3 separate regions of the Homo sapiens genome follow, and regions 2 and 3 are each linked to region 1. The links are chromatin contacts, found by Hi-C or POLR2A ChIA-PET in ENCODE. All regions are on one chromosome and are shown on one strand. The core of a region is the stretch at or near the end of the contact, and the rest is flanking DNA. Distances in the headings are between cores, read along the strand shown. Region 1 holds the start of TMED3 (transmembrane p24 trafficking protein 3). Region 2 holds the start of MEX3B (mex-3 RNA binding family member B). Region 3 holds the start of TMC3-AS1 (TMC3 antisense RNA 1).

The links. A loop is a pair of places that touch in the nucleus more often than their neighbours do. ChIA-PET counts read pairs that join two places held with the same protein, here RNA polymerase II (POLR2A). Pooled maps may share reads with other maps.
Region 2: a map of CD8-positive, alpha-beta T cell shows a loop between it and region 1 (15-fold over the local background). The contact joins the promoter of MEX3B here to the promoter of TMED3 in region 1. A Hi-C loop is called at or near these places in 2 of 168 maps with a recorded cell type or tissue (CD8-positive, alpha-beta T cell and naive thymus-derived CD4-positive, alpha-beta T cell), 1 of 37 single-sample maps with no recorded cell type and 10 of 50 pooled maps. POLR2A ChIA-PET finds 5 or more read pairs at or near these places in 1 of 52 experiments (GM12878).
Region 3: a loop to region 1 is called in a pooled map, with 5 times the contacts of the local background. The contact joins the promoter of TMC3-AS1 here to the promoter of TMED3 in region 1. A Hi-C loop is called at or near these places in 4 of 50 pooled maps.

The regions. Positions count from the first base shown.
Region 1 is chr15:79,309,169-79,313,266 of GRCh38, reverse strand. It overlaps TMED3 (transmembrane p24 trafficking protein 3), which reads right to left and starts at 2,155. Exons shown (of 3, transcript NM_007364.4): 1 at 1,850-2,155. The coding sequence starts at 2,017. RefSeq lists silencers at 1,982-2,051, 2,262-2,311.
Region 2 is chr15:82,044,242-82,048,339 of GRCh38, reverse strand. It overlaps MEX3B (mex-3 RNA binding family member B), which reads left to right and starts at 2,322. Exons shown (of 2, transcript NM_032246.6): 1 at 2,322-2,890; 2 at 3,727-4,098. The coding sequence starts at 2,635. RefSeq lists silencers at 1,073-1,392, 2,243-2,542 and an enhancer at 1,073-2,019.
Region 3 is chr15:81,322,020-81,326,117 of GRCh38, reverse strand. It overlaps TMC3-AS1 (TMC3 antisense RNA 1), which reads right to left and starts at 1,785. Exons shown (of 7, transcript NR_120365.1): 1 at 1,557-1,785. It overlaps STARD5 (StAR related lipid transfer domain containing 5), which reads left to right and starts at 1,977. Exons shown (of 6, transcript NM_181900.3): 1 at 1,977-2,117; 2 at 3,170-3,219; 3 at 3,578-3,710. The coding sequence starts at 2,019. RefSeq lists a silencer at 1,436-1,485.

The DNA.
Region 1 (4,098 bases), core at 906-3,405:
AAGATGAGGAGGGATGTCCAAGAAACTATTCCAATGCAACTAGATGCCACCGATTCTTTATCTTTGTTCAATACTTAACACAAGACACACAGCAAATCACTGATTTAGGGCACTGCCACTCATTAGCCATGTGACCCTAGACAAGTTACTTTATTCTCTGAGGATATGTCTTTATCCATGAAGTGAGGAGTCAATAAGTTATCACACCTAAAGTGTTTAGCACGGTGTCCAACATAAATTTAGCAAGGGCCCCAAAAGTGCCAGCCAATTACTGGACAATCGTCAGACTGCAAACTAACCCCCTGGGGTTGCAGTGGAGATGTGGGATCTGATTTGGGGGCCACCCTAGAGCATGCATGCTGCACCTCCTGCTTCTCCGTTCCAATAACAGACAGGTGTTCCCCCTCCCCCCACCAGCAAGGGTCATTCTTGGCTTGCTGAATGGGTCAAGTAGCTATTAACAATATATTATTAATGACTGAATGCAAGGAGAAGAAAAATATTGATCGAAGTATTCATGGAATTTCTGAGTGTCAGCGGTGGAAGAGTCTTTGGGAATCATTTAGTTCAAACTCTCCTTGTAACATAAGAAAAATAAGACCCACATAAAGCAAAATCTCACAGGTAGGCAATGGCTATAACCAAGATCCATCAAAGGACACGGTCAATGGCCTCCATCTGCTTCCAAATTTAAATGGCCTCTTTGTCCGGACAAAAGTTACTAGTCCTGCTCAGCAAGCTTTGCAAAAAGCAGTGAGTATCCTGTTGCTAAGTGTGTTTAAACCCAGGCTGGACACACTTTGACAAGGGATTTCCGCCCTGGCAGTGACCAGATGACATCTGAGGTCCCTGCAACCACAGAATTATCATTCTTTTTGTCATTGCACCTAGGTTGCCCATGTTAACCCAGTCACAATTTGCATGTTGTCCACAAAGACCTGAAAGTGGACAAATCAGTGACTGAGACTACCACATAGAAGTTGTCTCCAAGCGCAAGCTTCCTTCAGTGCCTCTAACCACAGAGGAACTGGTCAAATAGCTTGCCCCCATTCCTGCTGCCCGTGGCCCCTCATTTCTGAAGTGCCTATCAGCATGCGTCCACAAGCAGATAGCTGTCTGAGTATGATGCCCACTTGGCCCCCAACCCTAGACCTGCTCACTAAATATCGGGGCAGACTACTCACTCAAGACCTGCTCCTGTCACCTGTGGGCCACGGGATCTCTCAAAGGAGACAGGAATACAGGAACTGAGCTTTTCTAAGCCATATGGCAAGAGCCAAGTCTTGCAGCCACACCGCTCCTTGTAAACACCGCCAGGCCTCAATGGCTGCACTGATCCCTCCTTTCCAAAGTGCCCATTCTCACTTCTGCTGCCCTCACCTCACTCCAACTTTAAACGCTGGAGAGGGGAGGAATAAACTAAAACTATGAGCCCACTTCCTCTTGCTGCCATTTTTCAGTACTCGAAGGCACAAGGTGGTCTAAGAGACTGGGGTTAGAGAGCCTGTGTCCAGCCGATCAGAACTGCCGTTGGTTAGTGTCTCGGGGGCCTGCGGATATCTCTTTGGCCAGCTCCCCAGGCTGCGGGATCCGCCCTGGCGTCCCCATCCCGGGCTCGCACCTGCGGCGCTGACTACCTCCTCGCTGGCCAGGCTCGTCTCGGGTGGGCCCTGATGACCCAAACCTTCCTCCTCACGGGGAAGTCAACTGGTCTCCGGGGACTCCCACCCCATGCAGCCTCCCTGTAGCCTGTGGCTAATTCGAGCGCCTCCAGTCAGGGGCTAGCCAGTGTCCAGGTGAGACCTGGGAGTGGAGGGAGAAGGGAGCGCTGCCGGGCGCCCGGCCTCACCTGGTAATCCAGGGAGAACTTCACGCCCTGCTCCACCTCCTCGTGGAAGCACTGCTTGGCGTTGTCCGGCAGCTCGAAGGTGAGCTCGGCCCCGCAGGGCTGCTCGGCCCGGCGCAGGAGCAGCAGCAGAAGCAGCACGGAGGCGGAGCGCGGGACAGTGCTGCCCATGATGCTCTCGGTCCCGTCTCGAGGGCCGCGGCTCGGGCGCTGCGCCCCCGGCGGGCTGGGGCGACGACTACCGACCGGGTCCTAGGAGGATGTAAGGGGATAGACGTGGCACCAGCGGAGCTCTGCGCTTCCGGGAGGGCCGGCGGCTCAGTGCGCAGCCGCGCGCTCAAAGTGGGCCCGGGCACCTTCCGCCCGCTGCGCGTGCGCGCTGGCCGCGCTGCGCCAGGGGACACGCCCCCCCCACCCCCCCGCAACGCCTCTCCCGGCTCGGAGGGTGGGTCTCCGCGGAGGGGAGGTGGGGCTCCACCTAGCGCGCCCCTACCCAGAAGAGGGAGAAGCCCTCCCCGCTGTTCTGCGCGCTCCCGGACCCGCAGGGCTGAGCATCCCCCCAGGTCGACCCAGGTCCACCCTCCAGCTGCTGCAGCACGAAGCACGTGGGATTTTACTCCCTCTATAAGGCTCCGCTTTTGACAGGCTCTGTAACTTCAGTCTCACACTTCCCTCGAGAACCAGTCTCCTTGTCTTGAAATGGGTGTGCCCAAACCTAACATCCACAGTAGTTAGGGAGCTAGGTGAAAGATAAGGGAACGCTGGGAACCCGATTAACACTCCTTTCTTCATTCCCATACCCTTCCCAAGGTGAAAGAGTGTGCGAAGGGGGTGGGGAGTGGGGAGAGTAAGTAAAGACCCATCATTACACCTGCTCTGGGAAAAACACGAGCGTGCTCACACACAAACGATCTCATGAAAATCCAAGTAAAGTCTCGCAGCGACTTCAGGTATATTTTGGCTGTCAGGCTCGTTGAAAATTCTTTTTGCACAAAACTGTCATTTTTGCACTTTGACTTCTTAAAAGCTCTGAAAGCAGATAAATTGGTTTACTGTCTTACCCATGACCACTGACTTAAGATTCTTTTGTATAATCGTAACTATAGGTATAGTTTTATATTCACTGTGATCCAATAAACAAAGAGAAAAGACGTAGATTGTGATGTCGATACTCAATAAATAACTTATTCAGGAGAGCATTACTAGACGTGGTATATCTTGACTTCAGGAAAGAATGTTACTGCCCATATAGATTTCCGCTGGCCACATTCACTATGGATGAACACGCTAATGTGTGAAAGCAATCTGTAGGCTTGGAAATAACATGCATGCATAACATAGTTAATAATATTGACTGGCTCAGTGACAGGCATGGAAGAGGTGTTTAGTAGTGTCCCTTAAGCTTCCTTCCCTGGCACGGTCCTATTTCACGTTTTTTTTTTTTTTAGGAACTGATAGAAAACATGGAAGTAATAATCATCTGATCTAGATGAACTAAGTGGAGAAATAAATGACAGATATAAAACCACAATTGGCCGGGAGTGGTGGCTCACGCCTGTAATCCCAGCACTTTGGGAGGCTGAGGCGGGTGGATCACGAGGTCAAGAGATCGAGATCATCCTGGCCAATGTGGTGAAACCCCTTCTCGACTAAAAATACAAAAATTAGCTGGGGGTGGTGGTGCGTGCCTGTAGTCCCAGCTACTCGGGAGGCTGAGGCAGGGAGGCAGGGGTATTGCTTGAACCTGGGAGGTGGAGTTTGCAACCTGGCGACAGAGCAAGACTGCGTCTCAAAAAAACAAAACAAACAAACAAAAAAAAAACACGATTGCCCTGGCACAGGTGGAGTGCTCTGCTAAGACTAACAAAAAGAAATTTCGGGCTGGGCACCATAGCTCATGCCTGTATCCCAGTATTTGGGGAGGCTGAGGCAGGAGGATTGTTTGAAGCCAGGAGTTCGAATCTAGCCTGGGCAACATAGTGAAACCTCGTTTCTACAAAAACAAACAAACAAAAATTAACCAGGCATGGTGGTGTGGGTCTGTAGTCCCAGCTACTTGGGATGCTGAGGTGGGAGGATTGCTTGACACCAGGTGTCTGAGGCTACAGTGAACTGTGATTGCACTACTGCACTCCAGCATGGATGACAAAGGGAGACCCCATCTCTAAAAATCAAAATAAATTCCTCCGGATTAAATGTTAAGTCTTACATTTAAGTTCCAAGAAAACACCTGCATAAGTTCAGGGGAGGAG
Region 2 (4,098 bases), core at 1,073-3,572, 2.7 Mb before region 1:
TTCAAAGAAACAGAGCTAAGAGGCGAGAAACTAGCCCTTTGTGTTAAAAAGATGGAAATGCTCCAAGCGCCTTTCCAGTCTGCTTTCTGTTTACAGGCCTTGCGTGAGCGCGGGAGGCTGGGCCTCATCTCTGGCTCTCCCCAGCCAGGACCCCTTACTCAAAACCCTCCATCTCGGCAAGAACCCTCATTCCCAAGTTAGTTGGATTCCAAGTCCATAAACCGGGTCAAAAGAATACAGTAATTTCCTACTGGAGCTCTAAGTGGTGGTTTTCACGGAGGACTCGGCACCATCCTCCCACCTGCCTCCTCCCATCGAACATTCCTTTTTAAGAAAAACACACACCAGGCTCCGGGAAGCTGACGTAAACATCCTGAGGAAATAACCACTGTAAGTGGCTTCTAAACCCATTTCCCCAAGGAAATAATCAGCACCTCTTTCCCAAGACAGCTCCAGGTAAGCAAGCGGTGAAGGGAGCTGCACCACCGCGTTCTCAAAAGTAAAGGCGCTTGCGGAACTGTCTACTGATTTGTAAGCGCGCGCCCATCCACTGTCGCATTTAATCTTCCGAACGACCCACGAGGTGGTAAAGGCGGGGATTATTTTCTTCATTTTACGGGTGAGAAACCGAGGCCCACAGCGCTCGTTCCTGTAGCCGGGGTCAGGCAGGGCACACCTAGGGGAGCCTCTGCCTTCGAGCCCCGGGACCGCCCCGCGGCACCACGAGATCTCCCCAGTCAGCCCGTGTGCGGCTGCGGCCGCATGGCCTCATTGTTTTGGGAAGACGTCCCTCTGTGAGGATCTTGGGCGACTCTATGAACCGCGGGCCCAGCCGCTCTGCGGAACGATCCGCAGCGGGACGCAAAGGGCGCGGCGAGCCCGGCGGCTCCCGGAACAAAGGACAGCAGAGCGCGCGGGGCCCGAAGGGGCGTCCGCCCTAGTGGGCGGCGGAGGGGGATGCGCGCGGAGAGGACCAGCGCGCACCGCCCCGGCCCGCCCCTCAAATCCTCCTTCCTTCTCTCTCGCACTCGGAGACGGTCCCTGGGAGATCCGGGAGGGGGCGCAGCTCGCCGTCCTCGCCGGCAAGTGCCGTCGCAACCTCCCTCTGCCGCCACCCCCACCCCGAGAAGCGCACAAAGAGCGGCCGGGCAGGGAGCGCTCACCTCCCGTCGGGGCGGGGCCGCGGGCGGGGCCGGCGCGCGCTCCGCAGCGCCCGCCTTAAAGGGCCCGCCCGCTCCTCGCGCGCACTGCGCATGCTCGGCCGCGGGGCACGGAGGGGAGGGATGGGAACAGCGGGCGCGCACGCCCGCGCCGCCCGCTGGCGCTGTGGCCTGCGTCCCCGCGGTGGCGGCGCGGCGCTCGTGCGCGTGTCAGAACCCGCAGGGTCTCGGCCCGGGCGCCGGGCGTGTGCTGGACACTGGTGCCATGCATTCCAGAGGTCGCCAGCGGCCGGGCGGGCCGAGCTCGCGCGGCAGCCAGCTTTTAGCTTTCCCATCCTCAGTTTCAGGGCCAGTTGGGCGAAGTGCTGCCCAAGGAGACAGAAATGCAGGCGCGGGCGCGCGCGCGCGCGGTTGCCAGTGTGGGCGGGCGTGTGCTTTTGTGTCTCGTGCGCTCCCGCGCAGGTGGACAACCCGCGCCGGGAGTCACTCTGCCCGTGCGCCCCAAGACCTGGAGTCCCGTTTTCCGTGTCGGAGGGCTCGGGTCGCCCTTTTGGGCGGACTACAGACTCTTCTCACAGAGGAAGCTTTGGCTCCACGGATGGTTTATTTGGAGCCACTAACGGGACTTCCTGAGGACCGCTCTTTTAGAGCCCGGCTCCAGGCATCAGAGTTGGGCGCGTTTTCTTTTCTCAGTCAGGCGAGGGAGGAGACTTAGGGACAATGATTGTCCTCGGCTGATAGGTACATCCAAGTGTCCCGAGCCTGCCAGTCCCGCATTAGACAACAAAGAGAGGCGTTAGCGGCGGCGGGGGAGGGGCGCGGCCGGGAGGAGGACGGGGCGGGCTGCGGCGAGCGCGGGGGTGGGGGGTGGCGCTCTCTCTCCGCTCGCTCAACCCGCGGCCTCCTCCCGCCCCCGGCCTGGCGCGCGCCAATCGCCTCCCCCAGCGATAGTGTCAGTAGCATTGTGGTGTCAGCTCCCGCCTGTGACGTTGCGCCTCCCTCGTCCCCCTCCGGAGTCGTCTGGCTGCAGAGGCTCAGTCAAGAGGCGGGGAGGAGAGGAGGAAAAAGCGCTGAGTGAGGGCGGGCGGGCGGGCGGGAGGGAGGGAGTGGAGGAGCCGGGGAGGGGCTCCTTAAAGAAACGCTTCTGTCGCTCGCCTGCTCGCTTTTCGCTCGGCATTGCGGCCAGCCAGCCGGGCACTCGGGGGGCACGCGCGGCCACCGCTAGAGCTCTGCCCCCACCCCACCCGCCAGCAGGTCTGGGGTGGGGACCCAGGTGGGGGCTCCTGCAGCCACTGCCCGGTGCGGACCGCACGGAGCGACCCACTCCTCCCAGCACCGAGGAAGAAGCAACGGAGCCCTCAGCAGGCGACCGGCCTCCCCGCCCCTGACCACCCGCTTCCCGGCTGCCTTTGTGGCCGCAGCTTCTCGCCGCCGAGCCGAGGGCCGGCGGGGGCGCGGCGCGCACGGCCGAGCGATGCCCAGCTCGCTGTTCGCAGACCTGGAGCGCAACGGCAGCGGCGGCGGCGGCGGCGGCAGCAGCGGAGGGGGAGAGACCCTGGATGACCAAAGAGCCCTGCAGCTCGCGCTCGACCAGCTCTCCCTGCTGGGGCTGGACAGTGACGAGGGCGCCTCTCTGTACGACAGCGAGCCGCGCAAGAAGAGCGTGAACATGACCGAGTGCGTGCCAGTACCCAGTTCTGAGCATGTCGCCGAGATCGTGGGGCGGCAAGGTAGGTCGAGGAGGGATGGGGAGGTGGGTGGGGGTGGTGTAGGGTCTCAGGCCACTGCCTCGAGGGGAAGGCGTGTTCAGTATCGGGATCCGCGGCGTGGGGTGCCTTGGGGAGAGAGGAAGAGCCGCGCGATGGGCCGGCGCCCCAGACAAAGAAAGTGCAGGCAGGCTGTCTCCCGGAGCCGCGCCGCTGCCCTGGCGGGATGCACTTTCTTCTGCTAAAATCACTGCCTTCTCCCCTAACGCCCCCCAACCAGCCCACCTCCAGAAAGACAATTTAAATGTAAGATGCTTGGGGGAGGGGGCCTTTGATCAGTCCTTTGGGAGGAGGAAGGAGGAGGAGTGAGCATAGGATGGGAGGAGGATTCTGGATTTCTGCAAAGCGGAATGGAGCCCAGAGGAGGAACAATGGGTCCCGGGACTCACACCCCACCCCCTACCCCCAGTCGACCAGCGCTGAGGCATCGCGACTTCAGCTGCCTTCCCCGAGCCCCTTCCCCGTGTCTTCAGAGCTGACGGCGCGCCCAGCTGGATCCCAGCGGCATCTCCCCAGATGACTTTTCTGGGATTCTCGGGTTTGGTTCGGGACGACTGCAGTCACTGGGGGAGGGCCAGGCAGCCAATGGGCTGTTCCTCGAGCGCCTCGCGGGTGGGATCCGCTGCCCAGCCCGTGGCGCGGCCCGAGGTCAGTGAGGGAGACGCCCCCTTTCCGCCCATCTCTTGTCCTGCCGTCTCGCTGTCCTGGACGCGGGCTGTCCCCGGTCCCCGCGGTTACCCCAGGATAATGGGCGTGTCTGTCTCTCTCTCCCACTCCCTCCTCCGCACCCTGGTTCGTAGGTTGTAAAATCAAAGCGCTGCGGGCGAAGACCAATACTTACATCAAGACCCCAGTTCGCGGGGAGGAGCCTGTCTTTGTTGTGACGGGCAGGAAGGAGGATGTGGCCATGGCTCGGAGGGAGATCATCTCTGCTGCCGAGCACTTCTCCATGATCCGCGCCTCCCGGAATAAGAACACGGCACTCAACGGCGCGGTGCCTGGGCCGCCCAACCTGCCCGGGCAGACCACCATCCAAGTGCGGGTACCCTACCGCGTGGTGGGGCTCGTGGTGGGGCCCAAAGGCGCCACAATCAAGCGCATCCAGCAGCAGACGCACACGTACATCGTGACGCCCAGCCGGGATAAGGAGCCGGTGTTCGAGGTGACCGGCA
Region 3 (4,098 bases), core at 536-3,035, 2.0 Mb before region 1:
GTTCCCAGGAGGTTGCATACATTTGTACTCTCATCCGCTGTGTAACAACTATTTCTCCATACCCTCACCAACACAGGGTATAAACAAACTTCATGTTTGTCCATCAATAGGTTTTAAGAAAAGCCTCTCCTTGCTTTAATTTTTAATTCCCTAACAATGAGTGAGGTTCTGCATCTTTTTATAGCTTTGTTAGCCATGTCAATTAATTTTTCCACAAAGTATCTTTCCATGTCTAATGCATTCTTTTTGTTTATGGGGTTGTCTGAAAATTGCTTAATGATTTGTATGAGCCCTTGGTTCGATAAGAAAACTTATGTGTTAAAGTGTGTCCCGATTTTTTTCTCATATTATCTAACTTTTTATGAAATTTTGATGTGCTTAATTTTTTAATGGGATTAATTTACTAGTCTTTTCTTTTATGGGTCCTAAGAGTATTTACATGCGTTACTTCCCTCTCTCTTCACAAGGGCATAGGGAACATTTATTTGTTTGTTTGTTTATTTTTATTACTTTTTGAGACAGGATCTTGCTCTGCAGCCCAGGCTGGAGTGCAGTGGCGCGATCACGGTTCACTGCTGCCTCTGCCTCCCGGGTTGAAGCGATCCTCCCACCTCAGCCCCCCCAAGTAGCTGGGATTACAGCCCCGCGCCACCATGCCCGGCTAATTTTTGAATTTTTAGTAGAGACGGAGTCTCGCCATGCTGCTCAGGCTGGTCTCGAACTCCTAGGTTCAAGTGATCTCCTGCCTCAGCCTCCCAAAGTGCTGGGATTACAGGCGTGAGCCACCGGACCCCGCCAGGAACATTTATGATGTATCCCATTTCACCTTGGAGTAAACTGAAGCTCAAAGAATAATGAGTGAAACTGGGTTTAGATCTTGAGCTCCCTAATTCCCCATCCAGGTCTTCTTCACAGCCTGGCTGCCCTTCACATCTTCCAAAAAGGTCTTTCAAGTTGTCAATTTGTTTACACTACTCTTCCAAACATTTATATCGAAAGTTTAAAGGAAACAATAAGTACATAAAAAAGAAAGATAAGAAATAGACCTCAGTATTAACCTTTTCAAATATTTAGTTGGTGATAGCGCAGAAGAGGGGAAACCGAGGCTGTCCTTGCCATTCACGCTGTGAAGATGCGACCCTGGCTCACTCCCCGCAGCTCCAGGGCAGCTGGAAGCAGAGAACTCCCATATCTCTAATAAAGCCGGGCCTCTCGCAGATGTCAGCGCATTGCATTGACTCCTGGACACCTGCACTAAAGGCCCTTCAGGCACCTCCAACTAAATATGCCCAGAACTGAACTCACCCTATCTCTTCTCCATCTCAGGTAAGCTGCCAGGTGGCCAAGGCTGGGAGTCATGATGCTTTCTCCTTCTGAACATCCACAATCGGGGGCAGAGACCTTCACCTTCCATCTCCTAAACACTCTACGATGGGTCCTCTTCTCTTCACCCCCACTCCCCGCACCCCTGCCACACACCTCTCCCACCATTGCACGCGCCCAGTCTCCACGCGCATTTCCTCTCCCACCCTGCAGCAGCCGCCCTAGCATATTACCTCTAATGCAAATCGCACCACTGTCCCGCAGGCTGAAAGCCTCGGTGCACTCAGGACAAGAGTCCACGCTTCTTAAACAAACGGTCGACGTTGTCCGCGACCTGGCCCGGCCCAACGGGTCAGACCGTCATTGGCCATCTCACAGTCCCGGCGCTCCAGAGCCCCTCCCACAGCGGGACATGAAGGAGGCGGATACGGCTGGACCTTACCCGGCCCGCCCAAGGCGTCCGGGACCCGCCCAGGCGCTGACGCTAACTGGAGAGCCTGGCCCCGCGGTCTCCTTGTCCTGCCAATCTCCGGGAGGCGGGATCCGTCTGAGGGCCTGGACCAATTCGGGAGCGGGGGCGCGGAAAGAGGCGGGGCTACGAGCTCCTCCCAGAGCTCCAGCCTCCAGGCACCCGGGATCCAGCGCCGCCGCTCATAACACCCGCGACCCCGCAGCTAAGCGCAGCTCCCGACGCAATGGACCCGGCGCTGGCAGCCCAGATGAGCGAGGCTGTGGCCGAGAAGATGCTCCAGTACCGGCGGGACACAGCAGGCTGGAAGATTTGCCGGGAAGGCGTGAGTGAGGAGCTGGGCGGGAAGGGGTCGCGGAGACGGCTTCGTGGAGCCCGGGTCCCCAGAAGCCCCCAAGCGCCTCCTCTCCCCGTTGTTTTCTGCTCCCCAATCCCCTGGACCCGATTGAGAGGGATTCCAATGGGGATTGTTTTCTTCTTTAAAAAAAAGATTGGGCCTGTTATGCTCACAATGACTTCAGGTGGTAAGTATCTGTTCCTTTCACTCAGTGACTTGCCCAAGGTCACCTGGCTGTTGAATGCTGTTTAGGACTGGATGTTTCTGTGACAGTGGTAAAAGTAAATAAATTGCATTTAAGGGGTAAGCAGGTGTTTAAAAACAAAACAAAATGAAAGAATGTGGTCGCAGCTAAGGAGGTTTTTACATGTTGTTTAAATCCAGTAAAGTCTGATCCAGCATCTGATGCATACTAAGGTTTTCTTCTGTGTTCATTACAGCATGAACCCCTCTCTTTGTCGTTGCCAGAGGGTAGCATGGGAGTAGTTTTGCTTGACCCTTCTGACTTTTCATTACAGCATGAACCCCTCTCTTTGTCGTTGCCAGAGGGTAACATGGGAGTAGTTTTGCTTGACCCTTCTGACTTTTCATTACAGCATGAACCCCTCTCTTTGTCGTTGCCAGAGGGTAGCATGGGAGTAGTTTTGCTTGACCCTTCTGACTTTTCATTACAGCATGAACCCCTCTCTTTGTCGTTGCCAGAGGGTAGCATGGGAGTAGTTTTGCTTGACCCTTCTGACTTTTCATTAAGTAGCCCTGGGTTGCTCAAGGAAACAGAATGCCTGGTGGCTTTTAAGATAATTTTAAAAACCACCCACGGCTCTTGGAGTCAGCCAGTTAAGATCTTTTTCTTCATCACATTCTGCTGTGGGGACAGCTTTGCCCAAGACTAGTCCCAGCTTTTCCACGTATGGGTTGCACAGCCTTGGAGAGTCGTATCTCTTGAGGCCTCTTACCCCTCTTCTGTAGAACAGGGGATTAAGCCAGGTGACCAGAGCCCTTCTAGCTCTAAAATTCTGTGGTTCTGTGCCTTTTGACAGAATGGAGTTTCAGTTTCCTGGAGGCCATCTGTGGAGTTTCCAGGGAACCTGTAAGTGCATGCCTCGTTCAAAGATTACCAGAGGTGCCGCACCCTTCCTGGTATCTTTATGGGCCTGCCTCCTAAAATATTCAAATCAACCCTATAACCTGTGATCACTTGTCCTCCAGAAAAGCCTTACTGTTTTTAATGAAATCATTTCCAGCAAACTGTATTCTTGTGAAAGCTTACTGTCCATTTCTGCAGGCCTGAAGGGAGGCGGGGCTAGTGACTTTCAGCCCCTTCTCTGCAAGTCTGTCCTAAAGAGTAGTGACAGACATGGCATGGTCCACCTTCTAGTCCTTAGATACAATCTCAAGATAACAAGTTTGATTGATGCGTTGGGGTCAAATTCCTTTTCGTGCTCCAGGTACCGAGGAGAAGGCATTGTATATGGGACACTAGAGGAGGTGTGGGACTGTGTGAAGCCAGCTGTTGGAGGCCTACGAGTGAAGTGGGATGAGAATGTGACCGGTTTTGAAATTATCCAAAGCATCACTGACGTAAGTCTTTCCAAGCATGTTATCTCTAGATAGTGTCTGGGCCAGGCTATAGTAACCCCCTCCCATTTCTTCTGGAAGGGGTCCGTGATACCTTTTGTTAAGGGGGTGTGTCCTGCAAGCACAGGCTGCCCACTGCTTGCAGCATTGGAGGCCTGCCTCAGCCCAGTTTCCCGGTGGGAAACCTCATGACTCAGAGAGGGAGAGAAGCCCCAAACAGAGTCTCTGCGGGGAGCATACCTGTTCCTTGTGTGGGGCTGCTGCACTAGGCAACACAGGATCCTCAGCCCCTGGCACCCACTTCCCTGAAGCCTGGGCCAGTAGCAGCTCCACGTACCTGCATGACCCCAGTTACCCTCTGGTATGAGGGTCTTCACGCTTTTTGCTTACA